Regions from separate parts of the Homo sapiens genome. Here region 2 is linked to region 1. A link is a loop called in an ENCODE intact Hi-C map of the cell type or tissue named here. Cell type or tissue: ascending aorta. All regions are shown on one strand. Each heading gives the region's core, and the rest is flanking DNA. Links, peaks and the distances in the headings are about the cores only.

Region 1 (11,863 bases), core at 3,219-8,218:
GCATGTACAAAAGAAAGTTTTATATATATATAAATTATGAAACATAACAATGAAATAAATATCCTATGAATCTACCACCTAGCCTAAGAACTAGAATATTCCCAATGTCCATGAATTAACCTGCAAGCCCCTTTATTATCCCCACCAGAACTAACCACTCTCCTGAAATTTTGCGTGTATCTTTCCTTTGCTTTTCTTATAGTGTTATTCCATATATATGCATTTCTAAACACTAAATTAAGCTTTGCTTTTTTCAAACTTTTTTTAATGGCATTGTGCTGTATGGAGTCTTTTGTGATCTGCTTTTCTTTATTCAGTATTAAGTTTTAAGATTTGTTCATGCTATAGCTGTGTAGCTGTGATTTGTTCATCTTAACTACTGTATAATGCTTCATTTTATTTATCTAGTCTCATGATGATGGACATTTGGGATGTTCCCATTATTTTTCTATTACAAATAGCACTGCTAGGAACATTTTTGCACATGTGTGGTGTTTATAAACAAGAGTTTCTCTAGGATATACCTAGAAAGAGAAATGCTGGGTCCTGGAGCATATTCATTTCCAAAATGGCTATATCAATTTATAGTTCCCTCAGTAAGGTATAGTTTTCCATTGATCTATATTCACTCCAATAGTTAATATCAGCAGATTTATCTTTTAAATTTTGTGGATTTAGTGAATGTGTAATGTTATCGCTATTTTAATTTATGTTTCCTTGATTATCAATAAAATTTAGCACATTATCATAAAAAAGAAATAAAAAGACTTAGTCAATTGAAATCAGATTTTTACAAAAATCTGTGTATAATCTGACCACAGATCTGTGTATAATCTGACCCTAGGTAAAATTTGACCACAGATTATAATCTGTGTATAATATGATCTGCAAAGATGCCAGCAAACCACCAGAAGCCTGGTCTGCAAAGATGCCGGCAAACCACCAGAAGCAAGGTGAGGGGCATGGAACAGATCCTTCCCACCCAGTTCTTGAAATTGTCACCTAATGCTGCAAAACTATAGTTCATTGATCCTCTTCTGCTGTTTCTTCCCATCTTCTCTGACTTCTTTTCCTCCACCCCCCAAAAATGTCAGTGCCCTCAATTTTCTATCTAAAATCATTTTATATCTAAAATTATATAATAATATAAATATTATATAATTAGTTAAGACAAGGTCATACTGGAGCAGGGCGGGCTCCTAATCCAATATGACCCGTATCTTTACAAAGAGGGGAAATTTGAACAGAGACATCCACACAGCGAAAATGCCATGTGAACATGAAGACAGAGATTGAGACGATGCATCTATAAGCCAAAGATGCTGGCAAACCACCAGAAGTGAGGTGAGGGGCATGGAACAGATCCTTCCCTCACAGCCCTCACAAGGAACCAACCTTGGGACACCTTAATCTAAGACTTCCAGCCTTCAGAACTGGAAGACAATAAATGTTTGTTGTTTAAGCTGTCTCGTCTGTGGTACTTTGTTACAACAGCCCTAGCAAACTAATATATTCCCATTCCAAATTTAACAGTATTTTCTCTATATTCATCCACATTAACTTCTCACCTCAATTATAACAGTGGCTACCAAGTCCTTGAAATTCTCGCCTAATGCTGCAAAACTATAGTTCATTTCTCCTCTTCCACTATTTCTATCCTCTCTGACTTCTTTTCCTCCACCCTCCCAAAATGTCAGTGCCCTCAATTTTCTATCATTGTACTACTAATCATTTTCATTGTACTATTATCTACTAATAATCATTGTCATTATTAGTGGTAATAATTTTTAAAATGGTAGCTTTTATCAAGCAGTCATATGCTGGGCATCCTTCTAAATATTTTGCATATGTCATCTGATTTAATCCTCATAATCCCCTCCAAAGAAAAGGCTATATTACATCCCATCTTATAGATGAGAAAACTGAGGCTTAAAGAGGTTAAGTAACTTGTCTAAGGTCACACAAAGACTATGTGGCAGAGCTAGGATTCAAATTCAGGTCTGCCCTCTGAGCACAAAGCCACTTTCACATTGCCTCTCATTTTCTTCTGCACAGATAAGAGATCTCCCAACCTCCTCTGAAATCTTACCAAATTCTACCGGTTTATCTTTTTCTCAGTGGAACTGATCTCATATTCTATGTCTCAAAGCCATTTCCCTTCTGTACTCCAAGCCTGAATTTCTACCTGAACATTCTACAGATATCTCAAACTCCTCTTGACCAAAATGGAACACCTCCCATTTCCTTTCAAACATGCTTTGCCTCTGTACCTGCTATGGGTTCCACAATCTTCCCAGCCAACAGTGTTTGGAAATGTCATGGCATTTTAAAAATTCATCTCTGTCCATTGGCCCTTTTTACAATCAGTTGCCAAGTAATGTTGATAAGTGATGAAACACTTATTTAGGTTGCCCTCTCCTCTCCATTCCACCTGCCTGAACTATCCTAATAGTCACCTAATGTCTCTCCACATTTCATCCTTCCTTCCTCCCATCCATCCTATGTCCTATCACTGAATTCTCCTAAAACACTCTTCTCATCAGGTTATGCTCATTGCCTAAGAAATCAGATCCAAACTCCTTGCACAGATGATGAGGACCCAGTTGGATGTAGCCTCCGTCTATCTTTCCAGTCTCCATGCACCAAACAAAACTTCTGGCAGTTTCACACACACCCAGGCTTTCCTGCCATGGTTCCATCTGGGATGCCCTCTGCAACTCACATTCTTTTAGTTCAAATGCTCCCTGCTATAAAATTTTACTGTTGGATATATCTCCCTCTTCTGAACTCACTTACATTTTACTTCTACTTGAATCATTATCACTTTCCCCCCTCTAATTCAACTGTCTATGAGTCTTTTTTTGTTTCTCTTGTTTTCTTTTGTTTTTATTTTATTTTATTTTATTATACTTTAAGTTCTAGGGTACATGTGCACAACATGCAGGTTTGTTACATATATATACATGTGCCATGTTGGTGTGCTGCACCCATTAACTCGTCATTTACAGTAGGTATATCTCCCAGTGCTATCCCTCCCCCTGCCCCCTACCCAAAGACAGGCCCTGGTGTGTGATGTTCCCCACCCCGTGTCCAAGTGTTCTCATTGTTCAATTCCCACCTATGAGTGAGAACATGTGGTGTTTGGTTTTCTGTCCTTGTAATAGTTTGCTGAGAATGATGGTTTCCACCGTCATCCATGTCCCTACAAAGGACATGAACTCATCTTTTTTGTGGCTGCATAGTATTCCAGGGTGTATATGTGCCACATTTTCTTAATCCAGTCAATCACTGATGGACATTTGGGTTGGCTCCAAGTCTTTGCTATTGTGAATAGGGCCGCAATAAACATACATGTGCATGTGTCTTTATAGTAGCATGATTTATAATCCTTTGGGTGTATACCCAGTAATGGGATCGCTGGGTCAAATGGTATTTCTAGTTGTAGATCCTTGAGGAATCGCCACACTGTCTTCCACAATGGTTGAACTAGTTTACAGTCCCACCAACAGCATAAAAGTGTTCCTATTTCTCCACATCCTCTCCAGCACCTGTTGTTTCCTGACTTTTTAATGATCGCCATTCTAACTGGTGTGAGATGGTATCTCATGGTGGTTTTGATTTGCATTTCTCTGATGGCCAGTGACGATGAGCATTTTTTCATGTGTCTGTTGGCTGCATAGATGTCTTCTTTTGAGAAGTATCTGTTCATATCCTTTGCCCACTTTTTGATGGGGTTGTTTGATTTTTTTCTGGTAAATTTGTTTAAGTTCTTTGTAGATTCTGGATATTAGCCCTTTGTTAGATGGGTAGATTGCAAAAATTTTCTCCCATTCTGTAGGTTGCCTGTTCACTCTGATGGTAGTTTCTTTTGCTGTGCAGAAGCTCTTTAGTTTAATTAGATCCCATTTGTCTATTTTGGCTTTTGTTGTTATTGCTTTTCGTGTTTTAGTCATGAAGTCCTTGCCCATGCCTATGTCCTGAATGGTACTGCCTAGGTTTTCTTCTAGGGTTTTTATGGTTTTAGGTCTAACATTTAAGTCTTTAATCCATCTTGAATTAATTTTTGTGCAAGGTGTAAGGAAGGGATCCAGTTTCAGCTTTCTACATATGGCTAGCCAGTTTTCCCAGCACCATCTATTAAATAGGGAATCCTTTCCCCATTGCTTTTGTCAGGTTTGTCAAAGATGAGATGGTTGTAGATGTGTGGTATTATTTCTGAGGGCTCTGTTCTGTTCCATCGGTCTATATCTCAGTTTTGGTACAGTACCATGCTGTTTTGGTTACTGTAGCCTTGTAGTATAGTTTGAAGTCAGGTAGTGTGATGCCTCCAGCTTTGTTCTTTTTGCTTAGGATTGTCTCGTCAATGCGGGCTCTTTTTTGGTTCCATATGAACTTTAAAGTAGTTTTTTCCAATTATGTGGTGAAAGTCATTGGTAGCTTGATGGGGATGGCATTAAATCTATAAATTACCTCTGGCAGTATGGCCGTTTTCACGATATTGATTCTTCCTATCCAGGAGCATGGAATGTTCTTCCATTCAATTATTTGTCTATGAGTCTCATAATCCCCACCAGATTGTGAGTTTGTGGAAGGTGGGGGCAATGATTCATCTCAGAATTTGCCACAGCACTTGCCACAGCACTTAACACCTAGTATATGGTAGGTATTTATTGGCTTAATTTATTAAGTCTCTAAGTAAATGAATGTATTCGCCAAACTGACTGTTGGACTACTTGAAATTCACAGAGCTCAGAGCAGCTAAACCTTGAAAGTAGATAAAAATCACCAGGAGACCTGGCTCACCTGGGTCTCATTCTGATCCAGTCAAAGGTTGTCATTATGTACAGCAACCTTGCTTTTTGTCCCTGGGGAGCACTCCAGGCTAACCCATCCCACTGGCACCAAAGCCCTTTCCCATCATCCCCACCACACCCTGGAAGCTTAGAACATGTCATTATCCTCCCTCATATGTCAGTCCACAAGATGCCAAGTAGATCCCTAACACTCCTTGCAGTGATAACAAGATAACATAGTGACAAAGTACTTTGAACTTCACAGGTTCCATTCACCCTGCAGTTATGGCTATTACCGTGCCCAGAAGCCACCACCAGGGGGCTCCAGCATGTCTCTGAAACCTGGCTGTTCAGTAAGTCTATGAGAAAGACTGGAGGAAAACTCCGAAGTCTTAATTTCCATTCCCAAGACACAGAAATGCTGGACAATCCCAACTGACCCCCTCACCCGAGAGCACAGCCGGGGAGGGTCCCAGGGCCCAATGAGGAACAAGTGCTTGTCTTGTCCCTGCAGATTTGAGAATCCTTGGGTGAGAATTATGTGGATTTCAAGTTTTCTAGGAAGGACAGGGAAGGAGGACTGGAAAATCAGAGCTGGTAGTTCAAATTTTTAGTCAGATCTGGTTACTTTCTCCCAAGGCAAGTAACCCAAGAAAGTACCAGAAATCTTACACTAGCTCCACTATATTATGGTTTAGTAGTATTAGTGTCAACATTAACATTGTTGAAAAATACAATTGCAATTTTTTGAGCACATGCTATACAACAGGCATTGTACTTTTTTCTCTGTACATGATATCATTTGACCCTCACGTTGCCCCTGTGAAGAATTATGATTATTAGGAAACTAAGGTTCAGAAGAATAAGTGATATCCCAAGGTCACATGGCTTCTAAAGGCCAGACAGTCCAAGGCAGAGTGGAGCACATGAGCAAAGACACAGAAACAGGGAAAGCAAAGTATTCACAGTGCCCTACAAGCAGCTGGGTATTCTTGGAGAATAAAACAAGAAGGACATAGAGACAGAGACCACCTATCACAACACAGAATATACTGTTAGGCTAATGACTTTATCATGCAAATGACTGAAAGCCTTTGAAGAGTTTTAAACAGGAGAGTGACATGCCAGACTTATGTTTTAGGAACTGTGGCAGAGAATGGATCGGAGAAAATAAGACTGAAGGCAGGAAGACCAGATGGAAACTGTTGAAGTAATAAAGAAATGATGACAGCTTTGTGCCTTCTCCATCTCTTTTATATGGAGGGACAGCCCTGGAATAGAAAAATGTTTAGGAGGTAAAATCAGCAGGTCTTGGTGAAGTATTACATAAGGTGTCAGCCTACGGCATCTCCAGCCTATTCTCCCATGCCTTGGACTGACGTATACAATCATCTTGTAAATGACCCATGTCAAATTGTGCAGAGAATACATGAATGAACAAAGCAAAGTTTCTGATGACCTTCTAGTTGGAGCAGACAATACCAAATAAACAAGAAAAATATCCAACAGAGATAAGTGTTATGCAGACAATTAAAATATGGTGATGTGATAGGTGTCGGGCTCCTTTAGAATGAGTGGTCAGGGAAACCTCTCTGAGATGTCATTTAGACTTTCTAAGGCCATGTGAAAATCAGGGAAAGAAGTGGCTTACGAGGTTGAAAAAATCCAAAGCAGGCCAGTGAAGCTAGAATAGAATGGGCAAAGGAGAAAAGGGAATAAGGTAAGATTAGAGAGATCGGCCAGAGGCCAGATCACACAGGACTTTGGAAGTAAGGTTTGGGAACCTAGATTTTGAGTATCATGGGAAGCTTGTGGAAGGTTTTAATCAAGGGAATGACCTTATCTAATGTAAGTTGCTAAGTGATCTCCCTGGCTTCTGTATGAAAAATGAAGGCAGGGGAATAGCGAAAGCAGGGATAGTTGTTCCACTGAGAAATGATGGTGGTCTGGAGCAAAGTAAATGGATTACGGACCTCTTCTGATAGAGTAGAGTGGAAGGTAAGAGAGAGACGAATCAAGGGTGACTCTCTATTTTGGCTTGGGCAACAAGGATGGAGAAGCCATGAAGGAGCAATTTGACATGGAGAAATCAAGAGCTTTGTTTTGGACGTGTGGAGTTTGAGATGTCTACTAGAGACCCAAGGGAATATGCCAAGTAGGCAGCTGGAAATACAAGTCTGGAATTCAGGACAGAAAGTGCATATAGAAATGCACATTCCAGAATGATCAGCCTATAGTTGGCATTTAAAGTCAGAACACCAGCTGAGATTTCTTACTGAGTAAGAAAGAGCAGAGATGAGGCTGAGAAGTGAGCTCTGAGACATTCAAATATTTGGACGTCAGAAAAAAAAGAGGAGCTAGGGAAGAAGATAAGATGGAACAGCCAATGGGTGAAAAGAAGTCAAAGACTTCTGCAGTGTCCCCATAACCAAATGAAGAAAGTGGTCAAGAAAGGGAAAGGAACCAACTGTGTCAAATATCACTAAAAGTTCAAGTTGAAAGAGGACTGAGAACCAACCATCAGATTTTACAAGATGGATGCTATTAACGCATACGGAAAGAGATCTCAGGGGATTGGCAAGGACAAAGTTCAATAAGAGCAAATTAAAGGGAGAAAGGAAGTAAGGAAATGGCCTCAATGTCCCTAGGAGGAAAAACCACATGCCAGGGATGAGAACTCAGGGGTGGTATAGGGCTTGAGGAAGGTGGTGAAGGCTAAGGCAAGTAATGAGCTCTTGAAGGAGGAGCTAATCGCAGTGGCACAGTGTGTGTAATCTACACTTCTTCTAGCAGCAGGAGCAGCAGCCCAGAAGTAGGAGCTGAGAAGACAGAGGTCTCATACATCCAGAGTTAGTTTTCTGATGGATGAGTCCAGCCAAATGAGAGAAAGTGAGGGAACCCAGAGTTCTGACAAGGAAGTGGCTCAGATAATTAACCATGTGAGTTCACAAAGAAAAATGTGCAGGGCAGTACTTGTGGGATGGGACAAAAACAGGAGCCAAGGACTTGAGGACTCTTTGTGGAAGAAGAACAGGCAGGGGAGGAATGAGTACTAACAGAGCTGAATAAGAAGCTGGTCGGAAGGAGAGATTAAGGTAACAAGACCATGAGAAGGTCCTTAGCTAACTGGGAAATCAGTCCTGGAGTCACACTGGCAGCGGCTCCATCTTCGCGAAGAACAGGTTGGTACCAAGACTTGTCCCCAGAGCAGTCCTATTCCATTCATTGCATTTCCAGAGATTGACAATGCCAGGTGAGCTAACCATGCCTTTCACAACAGGTGGGTCCTGGGTTGGCTCTGCAGCAGTGTGCGTGCTCATTATAGGTAAGACCTGCCTGCAGGGCTGGAGGGGATTTGCTCCTGGCCTTCAGAACATCACGTTGTACATTCTTCCAAAGCAATGTCCCCTTGTGTTTTTGATGTTCCTAGAGACGCAAGCTTGGGTCCATGAACAATCTAAGAAAATCCTGGACTCAGAAATGCTTCTTCTTTTACACAGATGAGGTAGTGTTTTTGACCCAAATTATCTCCATTATGATAAACACCTTCCCTCAGACCTTAGCGCAAATAGATAAGCCCACTCCTCCACACATGCCCTGGCATACTTGGCCCGTAAATGGAAGATAGCTTTATTTCAAGGCAAAACCCTACTACACTGATATTTTTTTCTACTGTGTTGTGAGATATTGGGGAGAAATTGGGGATAAGAACAGTGCACCACTTCCACAGCACATAATAAGCACTCAGTAAATATTTTGTATTGGAATGAATGAATGGACACAATTTAGAAAACAGGGAAACAAAAGAGAAGAGAAAAGAAAGAGGTACCAAAACTTTTAGAAAAAAATTAAAACATCGTCTTTTTTTTTTTGAGACAGAGTCTCATTCTTGCCAGGCTGGAGTGCGGTGATGCGATCTCGGCTCACTGCAACCTCTGCCTCCCGGGTTCAAACGATTCTCCTGCCTCAGCCTCCCAATTAGTTGGGACTACAGGTGCATGCCACCATACCCAGCTATTTTTTTTTTTTTTTTTGGATTTTTAGCAGAGACAGGGTTTCACCATATTGGCCAGGATGGTCTCGATCTCCTGACCTCATGAACCGCCTGCCTCAGGCTCCCAAAGTGCTGGGATAACAGGTGTGGGCCACCATGCCCGGCCAAAACATAGTCATTTTTACATTTGCCAAAAATCCCTCTTTGTAAACTATCAAGGAACAATTTTTTTACTATTCACTCAACTATTTCCTATAAATAAACACAGCCACACTGAGGATTATTACTTTTTTAAAAAACTTTTTTTTTTTTTTCTGAGACAGAGTCTTGCTCTGTTGCCCAGGCTAGAGTGCACTGGTACAATCTCAGCTCACTGCAACCACCGCCTCCCAGGTTCAAGTGATTCTTGTGACAGCCTCCCAAGAAGCTGGGATTACAGGCATGTGCCACCCACCTAACTAATTTTTGTATTTTTAGTAGAGACAGGGTTTCGCCATGTTGTCCAGGCTGGTCTGAAACTCCTGGCCTCAAGCAATCTGCCCACCTGGATCTCCCAAAGTGCTGGGATTACAGGAGTGAGTCACCGTGCCTGGCCTTAGAAACTTCTTTTCTAGAAAAGTAGTCAACTAACATTAGTATTTTCTACTTTTACTCAAAACGGAGGTCAGCTACCATTGCTTTATCTATATTAGCTGACAATTCAGTGTTAACACCTCGAGAGATACAGAAACAATATAAATGTTCATCAATGGATACATAAGTAAAATGTAGTATATAAATATAAAGGAATACAATTCATCCTGAAAAAAGAAAGCGAGCCTGTTATTTGCTGCAACATGGGTGGATCTAGAGAACATTATGCTACATGAAACAAGCCAAATGCAGAAAGACAATCACTTATATGTGGAATCTAAAATAGTCAAACTCACAGAAGCAGGGAGTAGAATGGTGGCTGTCAGGGGCATGGTGGAAAGAGGAAAATGAGGAGGTGATGGCCAAAGGATACAAAGTTTCGGCTATGCAAGATAAATAAGTTCTGGAGATCTACTACATAGCATAGTGCATATAGTCAATAATACTGTATTATATACATACAATTTTCTTTTTTTTAAAATTTTTACAGAGTTGGGGGTAGAAGTGCAGTTTTGTTTCATGGATATATTGTTTTGAAGTTTGAGCTTTTAGTGTACCCATCACCCACATAGCGTACACTGTACCTAAAAGGTAATTTTTATCCCTCATCCCCTACATTCAACTCTATGGCCATGTGTACACATTGTTTAGTTTCCACTTATAAGTGAGAATGCATGGGTTTTTACTTTCTATTTCCATTCATGTTGCTGCAAAAGACATGATTTCATTCTTTTCATGGCTGAGTAGTATTCCATGGTGTGTGTATATGCTATATACATAGTATTCCATATTCCACATTTTATTTATCCAATCCTCTGTTGACGGACACTTTATGTTAATTCTATGACTTTGCTATCGTGAATAGTGCTGCAATAAACATATGATTGCAGGTGTCCTTTTATATAATGATTTCTTTTCCTTTGGGTAGATACTCTGTAGTGGAATTGCTAGAGCTAATGGTAGTTCTATTTTCAGCTCTTTGTGAAATCTCCATACTGTTTTCCACAGAGGGTGTACTAACTTACATTCTCACCAACGGTGAATAAGTGTTATATTTTCTCTGCATCCTTGCCAACATCTGTTGTTTTTTTACTTTTTAATAATAGCCATTCTGATTGATGTAAGATGGTATCTCATTGTGGTTTCACTAAAATGACCTTAAAGCAATCTACAGATTCAGTGTGATTCCTATCAAATTACCAATGTCATTTTTTGCAGAATTAGAAAAGACAGTTCTAAAATTCATATGGAGCCAAAAAAGAGCCCAAATAGCCAAGCAATTCTAAGCAAACAGAACAAAGCAGAGGTACCACATTACCTGACTTCAAATTATATTACAAGACTACAGTAAACAAAATAACATGCTACTGGTATAAAAATAGACACATACATCCATGGAACAGAATAAAGAACTCAGAAATGAAGACACATACCTACAATCAACTGATCTTTGACAAAGTCAACAAAAATATCCATAGGGGAAAGAACACCCTATTCAATAAATGGTGCTGAGAAAACTGAATAGCCACATGCAGAATAATGAAACTGGACCCATATCTTTCACCATACACAAAAATTAACTCAAGATGAATTAATTACTTAAATGTAAGACCTGAAATTATAAAAATCCTAGAAGAAAATGTAGAAAAAATGCTTCTGGACATTGGCCTAGGCAAAGAATTTATTTCTAAGACCTCAAAAGCAAATGCAACAAAAACAAAAATAAGCAAATGGGACTTAATTAAACTAAAAAGCTTCTGCACAGCAAAACAAATAATCAACAGAGTAAAGAAACAACATACAGAATGGGAGAAGAAATAATTATTTCATCAGCCATAACTACCTCCTTGCTTTTCAGAAAGAGAAGAAAACAAAAACAGGCAAATGGCCAAAAAAAAAAAAAAAAAAAAACAGGCAAAAAAAAAAATTAGGTAAATGGGACTTAATGCACAGCAAAAGAAATAATCAACAGAGTAAAGAGACAACCTACAGAATGGGAGAAAATATTTGCAAACTATGCATCTGACAAAGGACTAATATCCAAGCTCTATACAGAACCCAACCAACTCAACAGGAAGAAAACAACCCCAGCAAAAAATGAGCAAAGGACATGAACAGACAGTTTTCAAAAGAAGACAATCAAGCGCACAAAAAAACATGAAAAAATGCTCAACATCACTAATTATCAGAGAAATGCAAATATATACATATAATTTTCTAAGGAGGTAGATCTCATGTTGTGCTCTTACCACACAAAAAAATAATAATTACAAAGGGGGCTGGATAAAACTTTAGGAGGTAGATGAATATGTCTATGGCCTTGAAAGGTAATAGTTTCACAAGTGAATACTTATCTGCAAACTCATTGAGTTATATACCTTAAGTATATACAGCTTTTTACATGACAATCATACCTCTACAAAGTGATTTGAAAAAAATAATA
Region 2 (11,863 bases), core at 2,207-7,206, 98 kb after region 1:
TTGGAGACCAGCCTGGGCAACCTAGCCAGACACCATCTCTACAAAAATCAAAATAAAAAAATTAGCTGGGCATGGTCGCTGTTGCTTGTAGTCCCAGCTCCTCAGGAGGCTTAGGTGGGAGGATTGCTTGAGCCCAGGAGGTCTAGGTTGCAGTGAGCCATGGTGGTGCCACTATACTCAGCTTGGGTGATTGATTGAGACCCTGTCTCAAGTAAAAAAAAAAAAAAAAGAAAAAGAAAAAAAAAATTCAAGACTTCTTTTAATAATTTTCTATTTTGACTATACTCTGAAATTTTTAAAGTGGACTTCCTCCAGAAAGGAAAGTCTGTGTTGTCTACTTTTACAGTACTTCCATTTTGAAGCACATGGGCCATGCTTATTTTATGGGTCTGTTGTGTTATCTTTTAGTTTATTCATTTTAGTGCTTGAAATGAATCATGTCATTTTGAAATTTCTTTTTTTCTCAATACGATTAAGCCTATGTTTTTTAATTTTTTCACTTTATTGAGCAAGTAAAATGGCTTTTTTATGCAAAGGTTTATTTACATACAAGATTGTTTAATCGCCTAATGAATAAATCTTGATAAATTTACATATTATTTCATCTTAAAACAAATCTTTGCAATAGATAGTATGTTTTATGTTGAAGGAAATGAAAACGGGTTCAGAGAAGCCTTTGATTGCATATGTCATTAATGGTGTTTCATGCTAAGTATGGCTTCAGAAACTTTACTCTTAGAACTTCAAAACAGGTGATTTTAAATATTACATTACAAATATCAGTGTAAAAAGAACACTATAGTGTTACATTGCAGATTGCTTATTTTTAATTTTATTATTATGTTATAGAGATTAGAGTCTTGCTTTGTCACCCAGGCTGGAGTGCAGTTGTAAGATCATAGCTCACTGCAGCCTCGAACTCCTAGGCTCAAGCGATCCTCCCACCCCAGCCTCCCAAGTAGCTAGGACTACAGGTGTGCACCACAATGCCTGTCTTTTAAATTTTTGTAGAGATGAGGTCTCACTATGTTGCCCAGGCTAGTCTTGAGTAATCTTTCTGCCTCGGCCTCCCAAGTAGCGGGGAATACAGGTGTGCATCACAACGCCTGGCTTTTAAATTTTTCTAGAGATGAGGTCTCACTGTGTTGCCCAGGCTAGTCTCAAAGTGATCTTCCTGACTCAGCCTCCCAAGTAGCTGGGATTACAGGTAGAAGCCATGGTGCCCAACTCCAGGTTTTGTTTTAATGTCATCTGTAATCTTTCGTTTACTATATTTTGTAATTAGAATTTAGAATAATTTCCTCATAGCTAGTTATTGTGCAGCTTTAATGGTTTATTTTTTCTGGAAATAATAGTAAAACCTGATTATGTTTGGTATTTAGGATTCATTTCTATCAGTAGAACTTTTTGTAGCAAACAACCACAATAAAAAAAATACAAAATTATCTTTGATTTCAGATAATAGGAGGTAATTAAACTGTTTCCCATTACACTATCTAGAGTAGTGATTCTCAGATTTTAATTTCTTTAAAATTAATTTTGGGGGTACTTGTTAAAAATGCAGGTTCCAGCCGGGCACAGTGGCTCACTGTTATAATCCCATCACTTTGGGAGGCCGAGGTGGGCAGATCACCTGAGGTCAGGGTTTGAGACCAGCCTGGCTAACATGGTGAAACCCCATCTCTACTAAAAATACAAAAATTAGCTGACCGTGGTAGCAGGTGCCTGTAATCCCAGCTACTCGGGAGGCTGAGGCAGGAGAATCGCTTGAACCCAGGAGGTGGTTGCAGTGAGCCGAAATTGAGCCACTGCACTCCAGCCTGGGCAACAGAAGGAGACTCCATCTCAAAAAACAAAAAAGAAAAATGTAGGTTCCAAGGCATTACTTCCCAAAATGCTGATATAGCTGCTCTGTAGTAGGCTGGAAGAAATTGCATTTTGTTTCTTATTATTCTGAGATAGCTACATTATTCTGAGATAGCTGAAACACTGTGAGAGAGTTCCAGATTTAACAAATCAAGATTCTTGAGATATTTGCTTTGTCTTCTGACAATTGATTCAGTCATTTTTGCACCAAGTATTTACAGAACTCCTACTGTGCTTGTACTAACTTCAACTTCCTGTGGCTCTCTGAGGCCTGTGAATTCCTTGAGACTAAGACATGCTTTTTTAAAACGCTCTTTCTTTGATTATACAAATATATTAAAATACATGTCATTGTCTTACTATAAAATAAAAAAGTGAAAATAATTTACAGTACTACTGGCACCACTTCTAGCAATTTTGCATATTTTTATCTTATCTTTCCTCTATATGTGTACTTTTCAGAAAATGGGGAATCATGAGTAGATTTTTAATTAATGTTTTTCACTTAATACTATATGAGGAGTATTTTTTAATGTTATTAAATAGTATTTTAATATGGGGCTTTAAATGGCTGAAAAATAGTTTCATTTTATAGGTTCAGATATTTAAATTGTAATTATTAATATTGCTGATATTATTATGAAAATTCTTATACATACATTTTTGTTTTCATCTCTGATTATTTCCTAAAGATAAAAATTCCCAGAAATTATATTAGTAAGTTGAAGTTTACTTAAAAAAATATTTTTAGAAGTCTTTGCTATACATTGCCATGTAATCATAGTCTTTGTTCGCATTTACTGTTCCTCACACACCTCTACTCCACTCCCTTTCCCTACCTGTACATTTTCCTCCAGGGTTCTAGGGGTCCTGCCTTCCTGAGTTACTCTATAAGCATCCAAGGTGGTTGTGTTCAGAAATTATTTTATCAGGGGTTGTGTTCAGAAATTATTGTATCAGATAAAATTATTTAATCAAACCATTGAGTTTGCATTTCCTTAAGAAATTATTATAAATTTTGGCACCATGTGTGAAATGTTCTTATTAGAAAATGCTCTCATGATTTTAACTTAGGGCTCTAGAAACACATTTCTCAGTAAAGCAATGGGTTTGGGTACTCAACATACTCTTTCCTGTCTCTTTCCTACCACTTCCCACTGGTAGCCAGCCACTGTTGATAGGAGATGGTGGGTTGGGGAGAAATAAGGAGTAGATTGAAGGCTAATGTGAACTTACAAGTGATTAGAAACTAAATCCATGATACCTGTCTTTGGCCAGTTTTTTTAACAGCCTTTTTATCTACTTCAGGAGTTGGCCTATTTGATTCCACTTCACTGGGCCTGTTTGATTTCTCCTTCTTTAGTGGTTGGTTCTGTTTAGGATTTCTTTTTGCATGTGCCCTCTACTGGATGGTATATGTTCTCATATTCTTCTTGCTTACTGACTTATACTAAAAATATTGATTCATAACTATTTCAGATGTAGAATCCACTTGATAATAGCTGCCATTTGAAGTTTGTTGATTTAGACAATGCATAATGAGAAAGGTTTCTGTTAATTCATTAGCACTTTTAATAGTGTCACCAAAATCGTCATACTTTTGGAAAATAGTACATTTATGTGACACAGTGTTCATTCTGTTTAAATATGGTGCCAAATCAAGTACAAAAGATCATAGAGTCATATGTGATTTTTATACCTGATGGTAAAATAAAGAGCTATGGCAAAAATTAATTGCCATTACTCTCTTCTTCTCTTCTCAAGCCTACCCCGAAAACATTTTTTTAAGCCCAGTAAAGGGAAACAAGGTCACAAACAAGTGATACATGATTGATGTGTATGTACACAAAGGATGATAGTAGTATTCATTTACCTTGTAAGGCTCCAAGTAGATTGGTTCTCCCCCAGACTGTTGAGGAATTGGGAGGAGGAGGACGGAGAAGAAAAGAAATCCCAGAGCAGCCTCAGCTCAGAAGAAGATACAGAACAATTGGTCTCCTGGACAAATTGCTGTTGTTTGTGGGAAAGGCTCTGTTTGTATGAACTAATGAAATAATGTTTTTTATTATTAATAATCAGCTTAGATACCATACAAACTTGTGTTACTTGTAAGTCATACACATTGCCCTCTCATGTGCATCTGCTGCTGTGCTAAGTAATAGGAGAGATAGAAGTCAGATTCAATCCCTGCTTTCACAGTCTGATGGGGGAGACATATAAGCAAATGGGTCGTTACAAAACAGTGAGATAAAGGCTCTAATACGGATTAAATATAGGATCCTATGAGAACAACTCAAGTGGGGAATAGTCTGGAATAGAAGCAGTTTAAAATAATGCAATGATGTAGATTAAGATATAAACCACCCATGCATACACGGTTCTTAAAATAAAGGTGAAAAAAATAAAAGCTTGAACCTTAGTACAAAGTGAAAAGCAGATAGCTACCATGCTTGGTCTTTTCTTGGAATCCTATAAGTACAGATGGTGTGGATACATATCACCCTTTGCACAGCATGCTGATCTATAGAATTTCATTGACAGGCTTGTTGAAACAGATGAAGTCACTCTGCATTACTTAGAGTCTCAGCTTTTGTGAGTTTGCATGTAGTGAATTTATCTCGTATGTTATTCATTCTTACAGAAATTGGCTTATAGGGCTTGATGACAGGGGTAACTGGTTCTGTATAGTCTTTCTACACTGGATGTGTGTGGTGCTGTTTAAAGTGAATATGTTTATGCTTTTCCATTATAATCTAGTTTAATATGTTTAAAAGTTTAATATGTTTAAACGTTTAGATTTTGGGGGAAAAAGTTTATGTCTATGCCAGTAACACATACTTTACTGAACATATTACTCTTAAAATGTTAATGTCATATAATCTCCATGTGTACCTCTGGACATATCTATAACAAGGTATCCTGACATTTTCTACAAAACAAAGCTTACTTAGAGCACATATTAGAAAAGGGATCTTTTCTTAGGTGCTGTTGAACAAGTTGAAATAATTTCCAAATGAGTAGTAACTTTAACCTCTGAATCTTTACTGTGAATTAAATTCTTATTATGTTTTTGTTATTTTTAATGTAAATGCTGATTAATGTACATTTGTATTTTCTCTTTAAAGGATATGTGGGACTAGTAAACCAAGCAATGACTTGCTATTTGAATAGCCTTTTGCAAACACTTTTTATGACTCCTGAATTTAGGAATGCATTATATAAGTGAGTATTCAAAAAAATTGTATACATAAAATTGATTTAAGAATGAAAATATCACTTTTAACAAAATTTATCTTCTTGCAGTTATTTTAAAGTTTGGGGCATTTCTCACACCATAAGATATAACTTCTTTCCTTACGTAATAACAAAGATCTTGTGAAAAACAGGTATATGAAAAATGTGTGCGGAGAGAGAATCAGAAGTATATAGAGAGCAAAAGGATAAAATTGATGAGATTTACATGTAGGGTAAAAAGCTTCCCTCTCTTGTAGCCTTAACACCCTTTATGAAGAAATAAATAACTGCTTTTGAGAGAATTCGAATATATAAATCCATACTCTCCTTCCACCTCTCAATTTAAGTATCCAAAGTTTTTTTTTAACTTGCAAGTTTTGTTTCTAATTAAAATATAATACTTACAGCTTGTTTCATGTGCGTGTGTGTGCGTGTGTGTGTGTGTGTTTCCTTCTAAAAGACTCCATATACATTAGATAGTTTAAAATGCTCTATGGAGGAAGTCTATGTTTAAGTAAACCCTGAAGTCAGACATTTATTTTTATGAATATCCTATTATGACACATTTAACACACCTTTGCTTTGTATATTTTCTTTAAGATAAACACATAATTTTTTAGTTTTTAAGGATACTTTTAAGTATGAGTAAACTGATTTTTTTTTCCTTTTTTGTGTTACTTTCCACTAACATCTTTAAATTACTGTAAATATGTATTTAGGTTATTTTTGGAACTTTTAATATTGCTGATTGTGTTACTCAACATTATATCACCATTAGATTAATCTGTCAGCTTGTTATCTGAACTTACAGAAGTTGATGTATTTGTCATTCTGTATGCATGTATTGCCCTGTAGTGTTTAAATGCTAGGCACTTGGTGGATAGAGAGGGAATTAGTAATAAGATCTTTGTTCTTGAGTAATTTATAAGTCTTTCTACAATAGCAATATGTATATGTTTGAAATAGTTTAAATAACATTTAAAGACAGCCAAATACCATTAGAGTTTAAAGAGAAGAAAGGTTGGTGAAACTTGGAGAAGAAAGTAAGCTTCAGGTAGGTCATGAAGCTAGATATGGTTTGGCCAGGTTGAGAAGAAAGAGAATACACTGTGCAGATAGGAGGCCTGTCAAAAGTGAAAGTGAATAATAGGAAGGGCTACCTGAGTGTTAGTCATTGTTTGTATCAGATAGTGTTCCGAGCACTTTATATATAGACTCACTTAATTCTCATAGTAACTGTATGAATTTTATGCTATTATTGTCCGCATTTTACAAAGAAGGTAACTGAAGGCACAGAGAAATATAGCTTTGCCTGAAAGCACACTGCTAGAAGTTGCACCTAGTAGATGCCAGGATTCACTACTCTGTTCTGCCTGTGCACTAGCGGATGCCAATAAGCACAGTGTGTTGCGGGGGGCTTCAGGAGATCAGCATAACCAGAGTTTTGTCAGAGTACTGGAGGATGAGGTTAATAAATAGAGTTCAGAGCCTGCTCTCAAAACTAGCACAGACCAGATCGTTGGACAATGTGCCTGTTTTAGGGAGTATGCACAGGAATGGGGATCCTGGGCACTTGTTTAACCATCTGTTTTAATACTCTGAAAGTGGACTGTAAATTTACAGCACTGTAGAGGAAATTAAGAGCATAGCCAGGGCTATTCATCAGCAAACATGTATTGGACATTTACTGTGTGCTAGGCATTCTTTTAGGTATAAGGATTAGAGTGATGAGTAAGAGAAAGTACCTCATTTAGAGCTTCCTTAGGTAAACCTATATATAAGCTCATTTCACAGAATCATGTATGCCAGGTAGAAAATAAAGCTGAGTAATGTGGAGGGAGTAATTGTCAGGAGAAGAGGAGGGGAGGGTCACAGCTTCAGGTAGTAGACAGTAAGGGCCTCCCTGAGGACATTCCAGGAACTTCACAGGAACAAGCCCTCTAAAGATTTACAGTAAGAGCATACAAGGCATAAGAAGCCAGAAGTGTAAAGGTCTTCAAAAAACAAAAGAAACTAGAAATCCGTTGTGACAATCCTGGTGAGTAAGGAAGTAGGAGACAGACATGAGGTCAAACAGAAAGGAAGGCCTTGAGATTGTGAGAATAGAGTGAAGTTTATAGCAGGTGGGGAAACAAAGCCTGAGAGCACTCATGATGTTTCTTAATGTAGAACTAAGAACCTCATTGAACTATCCACAGAGTAGTGCTAGTGGAAAAGGATAGACTATCCACAGAGTAGCGCTACCATGAAAGGATAGACTAGCCACAGAGTAGCACTAGCGTAAAAGGATAGACTATCTAGAGAGTAGCACTAGTGTAAAAGGATAGACTAGAGAGTAGAGCTAGCGTAAAAGGATTGACTATCCAGAGAGTAGCCCTAGCATAAAAGGATAAAGTATCCAGAGAGTAGTGCTAGGATAAAAGGATAGGGTTTTGTTTATTTTCTTCACTTTTTTTTTTTTTTTTTTTTTTTTGAGACGGAGTCTCGCTGTCGCCCAGGCTGGAGTGCAGTGGCGCGATCTCGGCTCACTGCAGGCTCTGCCTCCTGGGGTTCATGTTCATTCTCCTGCCTCAGCCTCCCAAGTAGCTGGGACTACAGGCGCCAGCCACCTCGCCAGGCTAATTTTTTGTATTTTTAGTAGAGATGGGGTTTCACCGTGTTAGCCAGGATGGTCTCGATCTCCTGACCTCGTGATCCGCCCGCCTTGGCCTCCCAAAGTGCTGGGATTACAGGCGTGAGCCACCGCGCCCGGCCTATTTTCTTCACTTTTTGCATAGTAGCCAACAGAGAACCTGCCACTTGATTTGGAGTCATATACGTGATGGGTTAAATACATTGTTTTAGGAAAGTTTATATAGTGCAGTGTACAGGATTGATTTGAAAGATAGAGAACCCCGGAGGAATCTGTTATTAAACCAGGCATGGATATATTAGAGTCAGAATGATGATGGTGGCAGTGGTTACATTTCAGATTGAAAACTAACATGGCTTAGTGACAAATTTTACTTAGGAGTAAAGGAAAGGAAAGAATCACATATGCACCAAAGTTTCTAACTAAGATGACTAAAGTAATGGCAAGTACCAGCAAGACTTAAAACCTTTTCAGGTATTTGTACCAGGACTAAAGGACAGGTGAGAATTCAGTCTTATTTTACAGTAATTCCTCCCTATTAGTGAATTTACCACACAAGAAATTTGAGCATTTTCTGTTTTAACCAATATTTTCTCACAGTTAACAAGAGAATTTTTGATCTCATAATGTCAGTTATAAGTACCCGCTATTGAAGATAACCAGAAAAAAGGGAGCTGGGGATTGAGAATAGAAGAGGGGAGGATTAAAGCAGAAGTAAGGTATTGAATAGAGGTGTTTGCAGGGAAGCCTTGAGAAGAAAAAGGTGAAATGTACTTCATTGACTTCTGTGAGGCGGAAGGGAGTGCCAGTGTGTAACAAAAGGAAGATGAGAACAGAGCTGTGACTTCTCAGTCCTAAAGTAAGAAAAATATTGAACACTCTAATAGAAAGCCATTCCCAAAAGAAAAGAAAAAGTCTTTTAGTATGTCTGTAAAGTGCATCAGAGAAAAATTAAAGCTCAAACCTCCTTTTGAAACTAAAAAGTGGGGAAATAGTAATCTTACTCCTAACTTAAGATGTAAAATAACATTAATATTGTTGTTACTTAATATTTTGTCTTAGGTGTATATTATGAATACAGAATTATTTTAAAGACTTTGGTGGGTACATTACCAACTTTAGTACCTCAATCTTATTTCTTTCCATGAGATCTTAAGTTCTTCAGTTGGGAATTCACTTGTTATTGAGACAGTAGCTGTAGCTAGGGCTAGACTGCTGTTTATCATAAGTTTGTGAGGGTGAAAATCTTACCTGGATTATTATTTTGTTTACTTTCTTATATTCCCTTTCAAAAGCTTTTTATTATGGAAAATTTTAAACATTCAAAAAAAGGGAAGTAGGCTGAGTGCAGTGGCTCACGCTTGTAATCCCAGCACTTTGGGAGGCAGAGGTGGGTGGATCACTTGAGGTCAGGAGTTTGAGACCAGCCTGGCCAACATGGTGAAACCCAGTCTCTACTAAAAATAGAAAAATTAGCCAGGCGTCATGGTGCATGTGTATAATCCCAGCTACTCGGGAGGCTGAGACAGGAGAATCGCTTAAAACCAGGAGGCAGAGATTGCAGTGAGCCAAGATCATCCCACTGCACTCCAGCCTGGGCAACAGAACGAGACTCTGTCTCAAAAAAAAAAAAAAAAAAGAGGGAAATAGTGTAATGAATCCCTCTTCACCAGTCATTCAGCTTTGAATATTATTAATATCAACTCATAGTCAATCTTTTTTGTCTATACCCTCCAACTTGATTGTTTGGAAGCATACCTCCATCATATCATCTGTAAATTATATCTCAGGTCAGGGCTACGATTTCCCTGATTGCGTCATTTAACAATTTGTTTAAATCAAGATCCATATGAGCTGTATATTGCAGTTGATTAATAAAATTCTTAATCTATTTAATTTGTTTATAATCCTCTTTCATCTTTTTTCATCCTTGCAATTTATTCCCTGCAAAAAATAGAAAGAAAACTGATGTCATCTATCCTGTAGTTTTCCACAGTTTGGGTTTTGATGGTTGTATGCCGTAGTATCTCACGTAATAGTATTCTTCTGTTTCCTGTATTTTTGTGAATTAATAATTAGGACAGAGGTTATGGTCAGATTCAGGTTCCACAGTTAAATGAGCTTTGCCTTCTTTTCTTGAGCACTTTTGCCTTGTTATGCCTTGTTATGCCTTTTCTTGTTAAAGTCTAAAGTTCTTCTGAATTTATGAATTAGGGAAACACTAATGTTTCATTAGATATTATTAGTTTCAATTAGCATTCAAACTCTGTATAGCTTCCAGGATTAAAATCTTACATTATTATGATTTTGATATTAATTATGCTTTTAAATAATAAAATCATTTTATAAATACTTTATTAACATTTTATTTTAATAGGTGGGAATTTGAAGAATCTGAAGAAGATCCAGTGACAAGTATTCCATACCAACTTCAAAGGCTTTTTGTTTTGTTACAAACCAGCAAAAAGAGAGCAATTGAAACCACAGATGTTACAAGGAGCTTTGGATGGGATAGTAGTGAGGGTACTAATTCTCTTGTAATGATAAGCGTTCTAATATTCAAACAAATTCTAGAAGACAATAATATTACAAACACATTACACATAATTACCTTTATCTTAAACCTTTCATTGCAAGTTTGTTGTCATATATTTTCTAACACATTTCATAACTCTACAATGAAAAATAACAAACATGACAAATATTGTAGCACCATAAAGCATATATTATTTATAGAATGCTGCAATCTATTTTCTGGCGTGTGATTTCCTTTTCATGACTGTCATGTATATTCTTATGTTCTTTTTTAAATTTGGCATTATTTAAGGTAGACTTCAATATTTCTGTCTATTTGCTTTTAAACAACAGATTGTTTCATTACATAAAGTTTATAGCTATTTCTAATTGAATTTTATCTTAAAACAGCTTGGCAGCAGCATGATGTACAAGAACTATGCAGAGTCATGTTTGATGCTTTGGAACAGAAATGGAAGCAAACAGAACAGGTAATTTATATCTCTCAAATCAAGGGGACTGTTTCCTAATAAATCACTTGTTACCCTAAATGACTTTTATTCTGTTGGAATGTTTTAAAACTTGGGCATTAGTCTCATGGTTAAAGTACCCAATGGGAAATTGAAAGTACTGAGTTCTCATTTAGCCATTAACTGAGTTATAAATACCATCATTAAACCACCCTAGACCTCAGTTTTCTCATCTTTAAGGAAATTGGGCTGTATAACCTGGAAGTTCTCTTTTAGCTCTGAAAATTATACATTTAAAAACTGTATATATGTGTTTTGGGGATGATTTTTGAACAGCATTTTCAGATAATTAGGTAAATTATATGTTTTGTAATCTGTAACACAAGTATAGTCATGAAGCATTACCTTTATTTTGACCAATGAAATATAGTCATATGTATTTGACATTTAGGATCCTCATTAATCTAACCCGATTCTTATGTAATGGAAAGAGGAGCAGGTTAGAAGTGGAAAGAACATTAGATGTTGGGATGAGGAGTAAGGCTGAATGGGATGGGGCTCAATACATGGGAGGGTTTATACTGGGTATAGTAAATGAAGGTCACAGGGATAAAAGGGGAAGAGTATATAAGGTAGCTAGAAGGGTCTGATATCTGATTGGAACTACTGTGATGGCTTGGACCAGTTTTTCCAAATGTAGATTACAATCTATTCACGGGTTATAAAATCAGTTTATTGGGCCTACAACAGCATTTTCAAAAAATGGAATAGAATAGAGCATAAGAGAACATCACATAAGAGTAAGTATTATTTTATAAAGCTCTTGTTACAGTTATATGCACTGGGTTGCAGTGTAAATTATTTTCTTATGGTGATTTGCTATTCAGTATTTGAAAAACACTGGTTTGAACCACTTCAAAAGGCCGTCCTAGGTGAAGAAGACAATCACATATGACTGACGCTGATGAATGAAGAAGGCTTCATTAAATAAGTGGTTTTAGTGTAGACAGTGACGGTCAATCCAGTTTGAAGGCTTATAAATCCTATTTGTTTGAAGAAATGTAAGTTTATGAAAGAGGCAAGATGTAGTACACTTATCCTCATGCCTGTTCTTACTTAGGAGATTATGAAAAAATTTTTAAGTTCA

Evidence for each region. A loop is a pair of places that touch in the nucleus more often than their neighbours do. Peaks named below come from ENCODE experiments on the same cell type or tissue, not always from the same donor. Only the 100,000 strongest peaks of a DNase experiment are listed, where the experiment ranks them.
Region 2: it touches region 1 in a loop (4-fold over the local background); 41 of 110 quality-filtered maps call a loop at or near these places.

What each region holds. Positions count from the first base shown.
Region 1 is chr11:11,793,899-11,805,761 of GRCh38, forward strand. No RefSeq gene overlaps it. Among named protein-coding and RNA genes, the nearest start is that of MIR8070, 17 kb to the left of the region's middle. In ascending aorta, for the core only: a CTCF peak has its summit at 5,102 (motif pointing right); a DNase peak (open chromatin) is centred at 5,113.
Region 2 is chr11:11,892,606-11,904,468 of GRCh38, forward strand. It overlaps USP47 (ubiquitin specific peptidase 47), which reads left to right. Exons shown (of 28, transcript NM_001282659.2): 5 at 4,992-5,088; 6 at 10,110-10,255; 7 at 10,658-10,737. Among named protein-coding and RNA genes, the nearest start is that of USP47, 57 kb to the left of the region's middle. In ascending aorta, for the core only: no CTCF peak of the experiment used is centred there; no DNase peak of the experiment used is centred there.